Regions from separate parts of the Mus musculus genome. Here region 1 is linked to region 2. A link is a contact called in ENCODE POLR2A ChIA-PET data. All regions are on one chromosome and are shown on one strand. Each heading gives the region's core, a stretch centred on a gene start or an enhancer-like site at or near the end of the contact. The rest is flanking DNA. Distances are from core to core; before and after follow the strand shown.

Evidence for each region. ChIA-PET counts read pairs that join two places held with the same protein, here RNA polymerase II (POLR2A).
Region 1: POLR2A ChIA-PET joins it to region 2 with 29 read pairs in Patski. The contact joins the promoter of Wwtr1 here to the promoter of Tm4sf1 in region 2. POLR2A ChIA-PET finds 5 or more read pairs at or near these places in 2 of 5 experiments (Patski and embryonic stem cell).

Annotation. Positions count from the first base shown.
Region 1 is chr3:57,574,431-57,577,130 of GRCm38, reverse strand. It overlaps Wwtr1 (WW domain containing transcription regulator 1), which reads left to right and starts at 1,255. Exons shown (of 7, transcript NM_133784.3): 1 at 1,255-1,530; 2 at 1,874-2,308. The coding sequence starts at 1,878.
Region 2 is chr3:57,300,675-57,303,374 of GRCm38, reverse strand. Tm4sf1 (transmembrane 4 superfamily member 1) reads left to right here and starts at 1,387. Exons shown (of 7, transcript NM_008536.4): 1 at 1,387-1,647; 2 at 1,739-1,853.

The DNA.
Region 1 (2,700 bases), core at 6-2,505, 270 kb before region 2:
TAAAAATGATGGAGTGGCTTGCATTTGTCCCTTCACCTTGCTGTTAGGTCACAGTTGTCTTCATTTTCCTGTAGCACTGTCAACTGTGGATTTAATTTTGACTTTTATGTCTCTCTTTAATATGGTGAGGCACAGTGCCTGCATTTGATACAATTCTGCTGACAAACTTCCATGCAGCCTTGGCTAAGCAAAGTGCTTTGCGTGTATTGCCTCATTTAACCTATCTAATAAACTTGTCTATTAGAATCTGTGGGTCGGGTAGGGGCTTTCTGGAATGTAACTTAAAAAGCAGCCACCCTTTCTTGGAGAGAAGGAATAGTTGAGCAGCTGGCAGTGGGAAGGGCAAGGCCTCCTCCCTCTTCCCGGCAGCTGTCTTACCAGGCCAGACCTCCTCTCTCCAAAGGCTGGGGTCTCCACCTCTGGCCCATGTCCAGTCGGGTGGGAGGCTGTGTGGCTTTTTCCGGGTCACTGGCACACCCTCTCTATCCTAGCCACCTGCCCCTGTTCCATTCCAGTTCCAGGCTCCCTAGAGCGACCCAGGGACATTCCAATCCTCCCACTACCCTCGCAAACGCCGCGGGAGGAGGGAAGGGGGCGCAATTGCTTGGCCTTCTAGAACGCAGCTTTGTCTCGGCCTTCTAAGGATTGATGAAAGGCTTGAAAGTTGGTAGTTTACAATCGACTCCTCGGTGAAGCCGCATCTTCAGCAACAGCGGCACTTTTTGGGAAACCGTCTCGCAGACAACTGAAAGCCAAACAGCCAAGTTGTCTCCCCAGCAGACCAAATATGGTCACAAGCGTTAAGCAGCCTTCCGTGGAAAGTCTGGCCTCGCGGGTGTCTCCCTGAGCCAGGGTGCGCCCCGGTCCGACCTCTGGCAGATCCGCGCCCCGTGCCACATTCCGGGTGCTGGGCGCTCCCCTTAAGACGAGGGCAAGCGCTCAGGACAGACTCATTCTGGGCCTTGGACCCTCAACCGAGGGCCCTCCGTTATTCTCCGATTTGGTTTTTGTCCATAACCCCTTGATTTAACAGGCTTGAACCATTTTCTCTTTGATCCCGCCCCAAGTCAGTGGTAAACTCAAAGGAATGCAGATAGGCGCTCGGCGGGAGAGGTCGGAGCGGCGCGGCGGGGCGGGGGCACGGTCTCTCCCGAGCTGCGAAGTGCCCAGCCCACCCCCGCCAGCCGGGCTAGGGTGGGAGGAGGAGGAAGAGGAGGGGCGTGGGGCAGGCTGGCTCCGGCCAGGAGGTCATGCATAATTCAACAGCTCCACTTTCGGCCCGCCTCTTTCCTAAGGGTGGGAGTTTGCTTCAAACTTTGTTTATGGGACAGTCCGGGAGCCGCGGCGGCTGCGCTCGTCTACGTCTTCTCTGTCGCCTCCTCGCGCAGTGGGAGCGCCCGAGGCCGGTTCCGGGGATGTAAGAGGATAAGCCTTCGGCTGCTGGGAATCCGCTCGGGATCTGCCAGCCGGGACCGGGTTCCAGCTCGTCAGTTCGGGAGGCGCCCAGGCTTGGCTTCCCCGAGTCCCCAGGTAGCTCCCGCCGCGCCCCGCACCCTCTGTGGCGTCCGGCTCTTAGACGACCGCAGTCGGGACGCCTGGGGTTGCCGGTGGGGGTATTGGGCAGGGGAAGCTGCGACTGGGTCTGGTGCAGGCACCCCCCCCCCCCTTCCTCCCGCGGCTGCCTGCTCAGGGGAGCTTCTCTGTTGCGGGAAAGTTGCATAATCTCGGAGGCCAGGGGCGCCCCCTCCCCCACCGGCTGGTCCCTGGACCCATACCTAACTGTCTCTAGGTTCTCTCTGTCCTTCCCCGGGACTACCCCCTCCTCCTCTGACTTGCACCAAAAGGCTGATCTGATCTTTCTTTTTTCTTGTAGAAAGATGAATCCGTCCTCGGTGCCCCATCCGCTCCCGCCGCCAGGGCAGCAAGTCATCCACGTCACGCAGGACCTGGACACCGACCTCGAAGCCCTCTTCAACTCTGTCATGAACCCCAAGCCCAGCTCATGGCGGAAAAAGATCCTCCCGGAGTCCTTCTTTAAGGAGCCCGATTCCGGCTCGCACTCGCGCCAATCCAGCACAGACTCATCAGGCGGCCACCCGGGGCCTCGACTAGCTGGCGGCGCGCAGCACGTCCGCTCGCACTCGTCGCCCGCATCCCTGCAGCTGGGCACCGGTGCGGGAGCCGCTGGAGGCCCTGCACAGCAGCATGCACATCTCCGCCAGCAGTCCTATGACGTGACCGACGAGCTGCCGTTGCCCCCCGGGTGGGAGATGACCTTCACGGCCACTGGCCAGAGATACTTCCTTAAGTAAGTCTGCCGGCAGTCAAGAGGGGCAAAGTTGTGATGCCCTGGACGCTCGTGTGTTCGTGGCGTGTGTGTGTGTGTGTGTGTGTGTGTGTGTGTGTGTGTGAAAGAGAGACAGAGACAGAGAGAGAGAGACAGAGAGAGACTGAGAGACTGACTCTTCCAAGGTGCTTCAGAGATCTGCTAAGATAAAAAAGTAGGGGATGAATCTCTGGGAGTTGTACTTGACTAGAACAGAGAACGTTTCATGAAGTGGAAACTGCTTAAGCCCTAAGAGATCCAGGCCATTGGAAAACTTAAACTTGGGGAAAGGAATTTTGAGCGACTTTGGCCTAAATCTGGGTCTTAGGCCCTTAGCGCCTTCACTTAAGTTAGCTAGCTCACAGCCAGGTGAG
Region 2 (2,700 bases), core at 138-2,637:
AAAAAAAGAATCAAACCTGCAGAAAAGAGAAATCCTGCCTGAGTCAGAAAACCAAGGAATAAAAATCCCAACTGTCACTTGTTGGCCTTGTGGCCCTGGCTTGCTTGCTTCCTCAGCTCACAAACTCCAACTTCTCACCTGGAAAATTAACTCCTGAAGGAGAAACAGCCCTGTTCATCCTCCTTCTCCTGCCCTGTGCTCTTCTCTCTTCAGCACAACAAAACTGGGGAATAATTACCTAAGTCCTGACAGCTACTGACATTCTCCCCAGGGCAAGCCAGATGTAGGAAGCAAGCCAACTGGGAGAGAGCCTCACGTTTGGGGGGGGGGGGCGGAGAAAACTTGACATCTCACATCATAGGGGGAGTGTTGGGAGTCTGATGTCTCTTGGTCCCATTTCACAATAAGAACCATGTGCTTCTCACTGTGTAGATGATTATTTAATTTTAATATTTCAGAGTTACAGACTAGTGATATGGCTCAGTGGATAAGAGCACTGACTGCTCTTCCTAAGGTCCTGAGTTCAAATCCCAGCAACCACAGGTGGCTCACAACCATCTACAGCTACAGTGTACTCATATACATAAAATAAATAAATCTTAAAATAAATATTTCAGAATTACTTATTTATTCACTTTATATACATAAAATTTATTGAAAATAGGTCCTTTTCATATATATGCATTTCGTATATATATATATATATATATATATATATATATATATATATATATATATGTATCTATTTATCTATCTATTACACATACATACATACACATATAGATTCTGATTACAGTGCCCCTCTTACTCCTCCCAGTTCTCCCCACCTTTGTTTTAATCTCTGGCCTTTCTTCTCAACTGGACCTCAGTAGCACTATTTTATTTATTTATTTATTTATTTATTTATTTATTTATTTATTTATTAGTAGCATTGTTTATAAAGCTGTAAGTTTGGACTGCCTACATCAGTACACTTCAGTTCTGGCTGCTCATCAGAATCCCTTGGGGGTGGAGCTTTTTCTGACCAGCTTTCGAGACTGCTTCCCTAGAGCCAAGTCAACACAAGTGGTTTTGAAGACCTGTTTCTAGCCCTGTGTAGAAAGCCAGGATCACAGGCTCTAGCTACTGAAAATCAAAGGAAATGATACTCCAAGGGGCAAACAAATCTTTCTTTTTCATTAGTGTTTGCACACAGTCTGTCTCATGCATGTTCTGAAACCCCAATCTAAGCCATCCACTAGGAAGTCAGACTGTGCAGCCTGTTGCTGGGCAGGGAGAACCACAGGCATGTTTGGAGCTTTCAGTTGTGGCCTAGGAAACGCAGGGAGTTTCTTGTTTGAAAAACACAGCTGAAACCTGGGAGATTCCTCAGCTGGGGGCTGCTGTGAGATGCTTTATGAGGTCTACCAGTAAGTGTGAGGATGTCAAGGGATAAGAAATCAACACTGGTTTCATCTTGAACCTAGAATTTTATTTTAACCCATGAACAAAGTGAGCTGCAGTTTAAAGAGGGGGAAAGCCGGGTGGCTGTGCGTTAAGACCATTTTCTACTGCTTCTTCTCAACTGCCCCTTCGCCTGTGTGTCATGATTACAGTTTCAAATAAAGGAAACTACAGACCACCTACATTAGTAGACTCCAACTCCAGGTAAGCATTAGACTCACCCACTGGGGTGTGCTTCTCCTCTTGGTTTCAGGCATGATGACTGAGCACAGTGACTTCTGTCATGTGTTTGCAGAGCTGCAGTTAACTGTGCAGGACTCAACAGGTGTGATCTCTGATGCAGTCGTATCTAGTGACACTCAGATCCTTCAGAACCTGCTCTGGGCACCGTCTCATGACTCAAAGAAAAGGTACAGCTATATTCTTTCATGTGGACTGAGAAAGTAGAACCAGGTTTGTTCAGAAAACCAAGTCCTACGGACAGAGAGAACAAAGATGCAGGAAGGAATATGACAAAGGCCCTCTTGCTCCCCTTTGCTCCCGAGTCCCATGGTCCTATCTGTTATTCTCATCTGAAATTTCATAATGAATGCTTCTATAGATAAGGCAGCTGAGCTTGTATTTGTTACTTATAGTCATAAACTCTAACGAGCATGGTCACTACATATGAGTTATAGCACTTGTCATACTCACAGGAGTAAGAAGCCAGTGTCTTCTAGACAAGCAAGGGACATATATGTAGATACAACCAGGAGAGAGAAGATCTGAGTATGAATCTATCTCTAGACTCTCACAAACACACGGAAATATAGGCTTCTAATTTTAAGTTCTTAAAGGTTACCAAGTTCCATTGCCAACAAGCTAAACAACCTTTGGGAAAGATTTTTGTTGTTGTTTTATGCTGTTAACATCTTCAACTCTAAGATGTCCAGTGTGGTCTATGAAAACACTGGCAGTCACTCTCTCAAGACTTCTTTCAACATAAAAAGCTATACTAACATGGCACTTAGTATCGTAGGAGTTTTCTGTGGAATTATTCTTGAAAGTATTGTGTACATTAGATGGAGTGCCCAAACAGGCTTGTGAATGATGAGTAAGATTTAAGTGCTTTTAAATTTAAATATGATAATTTTGAGTCTGGGGAGACAGAAAAGTTGGTAGTACTTTCAGTTCAAACGTGTGGATCCCCATCTAAGTTCAGATCCCCAGCATCCGTGTAAAAACATAAGGCGTTTGGCAGCACCTGCCTGTAATGCC